Regions from separate parts of the Homo sapiens genome. Here region 2 is linked to region 1. Evidence: read pairs that join two places in POLR2A ChIA-PET (ENCODE). Cell type or tissue: CD4-positive, alpha-beta T cell. All regions are shown on one strand. Links, peaks and the distances in the headings refer to the core of each region. The heading gives the core; the rest is flanking DNA.

Region 1 (2,812 bases), core at 244-2,743:
TAAACTACTCTGGAGCAATAGTAAGGTGTACTCCTTGAGATACATCGTAATTCTGACTTGAATTTCATTGCTGATGGAGATTCTGAGTTTATGTTACATTTCTTTTTCGAAAGTGAATGTACACTGACTAGCCCTTAAAAAAAAGAAAAAAAGCAGCCGGGCGTGGTGGCACACGCCTGTAATCCCAGCACTTTGGGAGGCCAAGGCGGGCATTATCACTTGAGGTCAGGAGTTCAAGACCAGCTTGGCCAACATGGTGAAACCCCATCTCTACTAAAAATACAAAAATTAGTCTGGCTTGATGGTACACACCTGTAATCCCAGCTACTCCGGAGGCTGAGGCAGGAGAATCGCTTGAGCCCAGGAGTTGAAGACCAGCCTAGGCACAGCAAGACCCCATCTCAAGAGAAAGAAAGAGAGAGAGAGAGAAAGGGAGGAAGGGAGAGAAAAAGAGAAAGGAAGGAAGAGAGGGAAGGAGGGAAGGAGGGAGGGAGGGACACAAACATTGTTCTGAGTTTGGCCTCATGCCCAGAAACGTCAGGATAGTTTTGAAATTCATGGACTTGTCCCCACATATTGATGTAGCTCACTTTCTTGAAGGATATTGCTTGCTTTCAATTCAATCTGTTCCTCAGGAGATTGAACCATACTGATAGACTAAGTGTGTGATGATTCAGAAATATACCAAGGTTTGCATTCATTTGTTCATTGAGCAAATATCCTGAATGCCTACCATGTATAGGTACTATCCTAGGCACTAAAGATACAGTAGTGAACCAAACAAAAACCTCTGCCCTTGTGGAGCTTACATTGTAGGAAGAGGAGAAGGACATTATATAATAAATAAATTATAAGCTATGTTAAAAAATGAGAAATGACACAGAAAAAATAGAATATGAGACATTGGGAGTGGGTTTGGGGAGATAATTAGTGTTGCAGTTTCAAATGGGGATTCTCTCATCTGAGAGGCAATTGAAGTAAATGGGGTTGACAGAATAGGCTTCAATGAAAAGTTGAGATTAATTAAGCAGAGATTTAGATATGTGCATAGCTCAATCTCTCACCTAACAGAGGGTGAGAGATTGATCTGTGCATATATCTGGGAAAAGGGCATTTCCATAGCAGTGGCCCATAGGAAGGAGCATGCATAGTGAGAAAGGAAGCAAGGCCTGCAGCTTATGTAGGGCTTAATGGGTCATTGAAAGGATTTCATTCTTAGTCAAATGGGAACCACTGTGAAAGAAAACACAGAAACTCCAAGTATGATTCATACACATCAAAATCTATGAACCCTACCCCTAGGGCCCAGATTGTGGCCTCTAAATACCACTTACCACTAAAAGGAAACAGATCTGAGACAGGAAATGTACAAGATGAGCTTGTTGTACGTTGCTATAACAGGTAGCAAGACTGCTGGAGTTGTGTTAGAAGAACTCAGGAGGCCAAGCACGGTGGCTCACGCCTGTAATCCCAGCAAGGATTACAAAACAGGCAGATCACTTCAGGTCAGGAGTTTGAGACCAGCCTGGCCAACGTGGTGAAACCCCATCTCTACTAAAAATACAAAAATTAGCTGGGCATGGCGACGGGTGCCTGTAATCCCAGCTACTCAGGAGGCTGAGACAGGAGAATTGCTTGAACCCGGGAAGCGGAGGTTGCAGTGAGCTGAGATCTCGCCACTGCACTCCAGCCTGGGTGACAGAGGGAGATCCATCTCAAAAAAAAAAGGAACTCAGGAGTAAACTTGGAGAGTCTCTCACTTTCCAAAGATAGAAAATTTGACTATTATTGAGGTGTAATAGAGAAAAAATAGAGAAAAAGACATGTCTTCAAATCTATGAATTCAGAATGATACTTTAAAAAACTGAATTTAATATAAGTGTTAAAGGATGCTAATCATCAGTTTCAGAACTGCAAATAAAGGGACTTTCCAATACCAACTGTACTGACATAACCAAATAAAAGGTGATAAAAAGTTTGTCTTTATTGATATATTCCAGTTAACAATGAAAAAAGATTGGCATAATTAGAAGATCATCATTTTGCAACATTCTAATGAATTAATGTATAGGCAATAAATATCAATGACTGCTAACATCCAAAAAAGAGGTGATAAGATATTATATGTCCCTGAAGAAAGAATTTGCCTCTGCCTATTTCAGACTCTTGTCTGAAAACAACAAAAATGAATATGAATTTGATAAAGCCTCTGGATATAATTACTAATTTATAGATTACAAAGACATATGTTAAACTACATTACAAAGATACAATCAGCAAAATCCAGACTATGGAAAACTCTACAAATGATTTCTATAACAAATAAATTGCAAGGAAAGAAACCAACCAAACGAGATGAATGGGTAACCTACAAATCAAGAAACTGAAAAGATATATCAACATTCTCAATGTTTGCATCCCAGTTGGATTCTCATTCAATATTGTTTTAAAAAATGAATTTATGAGATATATGTTTAAACACAGGCTATTTCATGTATTAAAAAATAATTGGGACTTTGTTAGATGTGATAATGGCATTGTGGCTCTTTTTGTTGTTCAAGAGGCTGTATCTTTTAGACAAATATACTGAGTTATTTATGGATGAAATGATTTGATGTCTGAGATTTGTTGCAAAATAATACAGAAAACAAAGGAAGTGGTTGAAGGGTAGAGATGAAACAAGATTAGCCTGAAGTTGATAATTGTTAATGTTGGATGATGGGCTCTTTGGAGTTTATTATACTCTTTCTCTATTTTTGTACATGTTTGAAATTTATAGAATAAAATTTTTTTAATCTGTGAATTTTTTAAG
Region 2 (2,812 bases), core at 248-2,747, 230 kb after region 1:
AGCTGCTAACTAACTTGAGAGTCATGTAGCAAACTGACCACCTGCTCCCACATTGTTCCTATAGATAGAATCTCTGGAACTGGATTTTTTTTTTTTTTTTTTTTTTTTGAGATGGAGTCTCACTCTGTCACCCAGGCTGGAGTGCAGTGGTGTAATCTCCACTCACTGCAATCTCTGCCTCCCTAGTTCAAGTGATTCTCCTGCCTCAGCCTCCCAAGTAGCTGGGATTACAGGTGCCCGCCACCACGCCTGGCTACTTTTTGTATTTTTAGTAGAGACAGAGTTTCACCATGTCAGCCAGGCTGGTCTTGAACTCCTGACCTCAGGTGATCTGCCTGCCTTGGCTTTGGGATTACAGGCCTGAGCCACCGCACCTGGCCGATACTGGACATTTTAACCCAATAATTGCTTAAGGTGTTTTTTGATATCCTGAATTCCAGCAGAATGGCTGATGCCAGCTGGTCTGAAGACCCAGAGTGTAACTGACTCAGGACAGGAATGTAGTCTCTTAATCTACCTGCCCTATGACTTCACCTCTCACTTCTTGACCAATTAGCAATCAGTACATTTTAGTCTGTCACCTGTCCAGGTCCCTTAAAAGTCCCATCTCCCTATCTTCTGGAGATGTGGATTTGATGTTTCCTCCTGTCTCCTTATTTGGCTGTTTTATGATAATTAAACTCTTTGCTGCAACTCCTGTTGTTTTGGTATATTGGTCTGTCACTGTGCAATAAGCAGTCGAATGCAGTGGTCCTATAACACCTTTGCCAAATTAAGGAAGTTCTCTTCTATTTCCAGCTTGCTGAGAGGTTTTGATAATGTTTATTTCCTAGAAAAGAGAAATCTGTAAAATACCCAGAAAACTTCAGAAGTCTATCAAAAGTTCTATCTGTCTAGATGACATTAAAATTGAACTATGGATTTATAATCATTTCCTTTCTGATATAAACTGTATCCTCTGGCATTGATTAGATAAAAGGATCAATAAAATATTAGAAAATTAAATAAATGTATAAAAAGAATCATACTCTACGACTAAATGAGATTTAGCACAGGTATTCAAGGCTGGTTCAACATTTATTCAAAAATCAATTAATGTAGTCCATCATATCAACAAGCTAAAGAATACAAATTTTAATTTTGTTTATATTAATTTTTGCTCTATCCTTATTTTCAGAGACTGTGTACACAAAGAATAAAAATTCTATGATCATAACAATAGATACAGAAAAAGTATTTGCCAAAACCCAAAACCCACTCATAATAAATAATCTCAGCCAATGAGGAATAGAGAACTTCCTCAACTTGTTAAAACCATCTATATGTAAACCCAGCACTTTGGGAGGCAGAGGCGGGGTGATCTCTTGAGGTCAAGATTTCGAGACCAGCTTGACCAACGTGGTGAAACCCCGTCTCTATGAAAAAATACAAAAATTAGCTGGGCATGGTGGCGCATACCTATAATCCCAGATACTCAGGAGGCTGAGGCAGGAGAACCGCTTGAACCTGGGAGGCGGAGGTTGCAGTGAGTTGAGATCGTGCCACTGCACTCCAGCCTAGGCAACAACAGCGAAACTCCATCTCCAGAAAAAAAAAAAATCTATAAAATAACCTACAGCTAACATCATACTTACTTGTGAGAAACTTGAAGCTTTCCCACTAAGATCAGAAAGAAGGCAAAGATATTTCCTTTCACCATTGCTTTTCAACATTGTCACAAACAAGAATGTAGGCACTGGAAGTCCTAGCTCATGCAGTAAGAAAAGAACAGGAAATAAAATGTATAACGATTGTGAAGGGAGAAATAAAACTGTCTTTATTCACAGATGGAGTCATTGTCTATGTATAACATCCAAAAGAATTGACACAAACACTCCTGGTATTAGCAAGCAATTATAGCAGGGTTGTAGGATGGGATATAAAACTAACACACAAAATATCAATCACTTTTTTATATACCAGCAATGAACAAGTGGAATTTGAAATGAAAAGCAGTGCCATTTACATTGGCCCGCCCTAAAAATAAAATACTTAGGTATAAATCTAAAAAAATGTATAGCAGATCTATATGAGAAAGCTAGAAAACCCTGATAAAAAAAAATCAAAGAAGAACTAAGTAAATAGATATGTCATATTCGTGGATATGAAGACAGTATTTTCCGGATGTCAGTTCTTCTCCACTCTTCCCAAAATTCAACACAATCCCCCTAAATTCTCAGCAAGTTATTTTGTGGAGGTTGACAAACTGATTCTAAAGGTTATATGGAGGGGCAAAAAGATCCAGAATAGCCAATGCAATATTGAATGAGAACAAAGTTAGAGAACTGATACTACGTGACTTCAGCAGTTACTATAAACTGCAGTAGTCAAGACAATGTGGTACTGAAAGGAGAAAAGACAAATAGATCAATGCAATTAAACAGGGAGTCCAGAAACAAACCAACATAAATATAGTCAACTGATTCTTGACAAATGAGCAAAGGCAGTACAATGGAGAAAAGGTCGTCTTTTCAGCAAATGGTGCTAGAACATCCACATGCAAAATAAAAAATAAAAAAATAAAAACAATCTAGACACACATCTTACAGATTTTATACCTTTCCCAACAATTAACTCAAAATTGATCATTGACCTAACTATAAAAATAACACTATACAGCTCCTAGAAAATAATATAGGAGAATACGATCTTGAGTATAATGATGACATTTTAGATACAATGCCAAAGGCATGAAGCATTAAATAAAGGATTGGAAAACTGGGCTTCATTAAAGTTAAAACTACTGCTCTTCCAAGTACATTGTCAAGACAGT

What was found. ChIA-PET counts read pairs that join two places held together with the same protein. Peaks named below come from ENCODE experiments on the same cell type or tissue, not always from the same donor. Only the 100,000 strongest peaks of a DNase experiment are listed, where the experiment ranks them.
Region 2: POLR2A ChIA-PET joins it to region 1 with 11 read pairs; 18 of 35 experiments call an interaction of 5 or more read pairs at or near these places.

What each region holds. Positions count from the first base shown.
Region 1 is chr6:85,668,462-85,671,273 of GRCh38, reverse strand. No RefSeq gene overlaps it. Among named protein-coding and RNA genes, the nearest start is that of SNORD50A, 7.5 kb to the left of the region's middle. RefSeq lists an enhancer at 1,543-2,064. In CD4-positive, alpha-beta T cell, for the core only: no CTCF peak of the experiment used is centred there; a DNase peak (open chromatin) is centred at 1,343; H3K27ac peaks cover 1,384 bases.
Region 2 is chr6:85,439,617-85,442,428 of GRCh38, reverse strand. No RefSeq gene overlaps it. Among named protein-coding and RNA genes, the nearest start is that of NT5E, 9.1 kb to the left of the region's middle. In CD4-positive, alpha-beta T cell, for the core only: no CTCF peak of the experiment used is centred there; no DNase peak of the experiment used is centred there.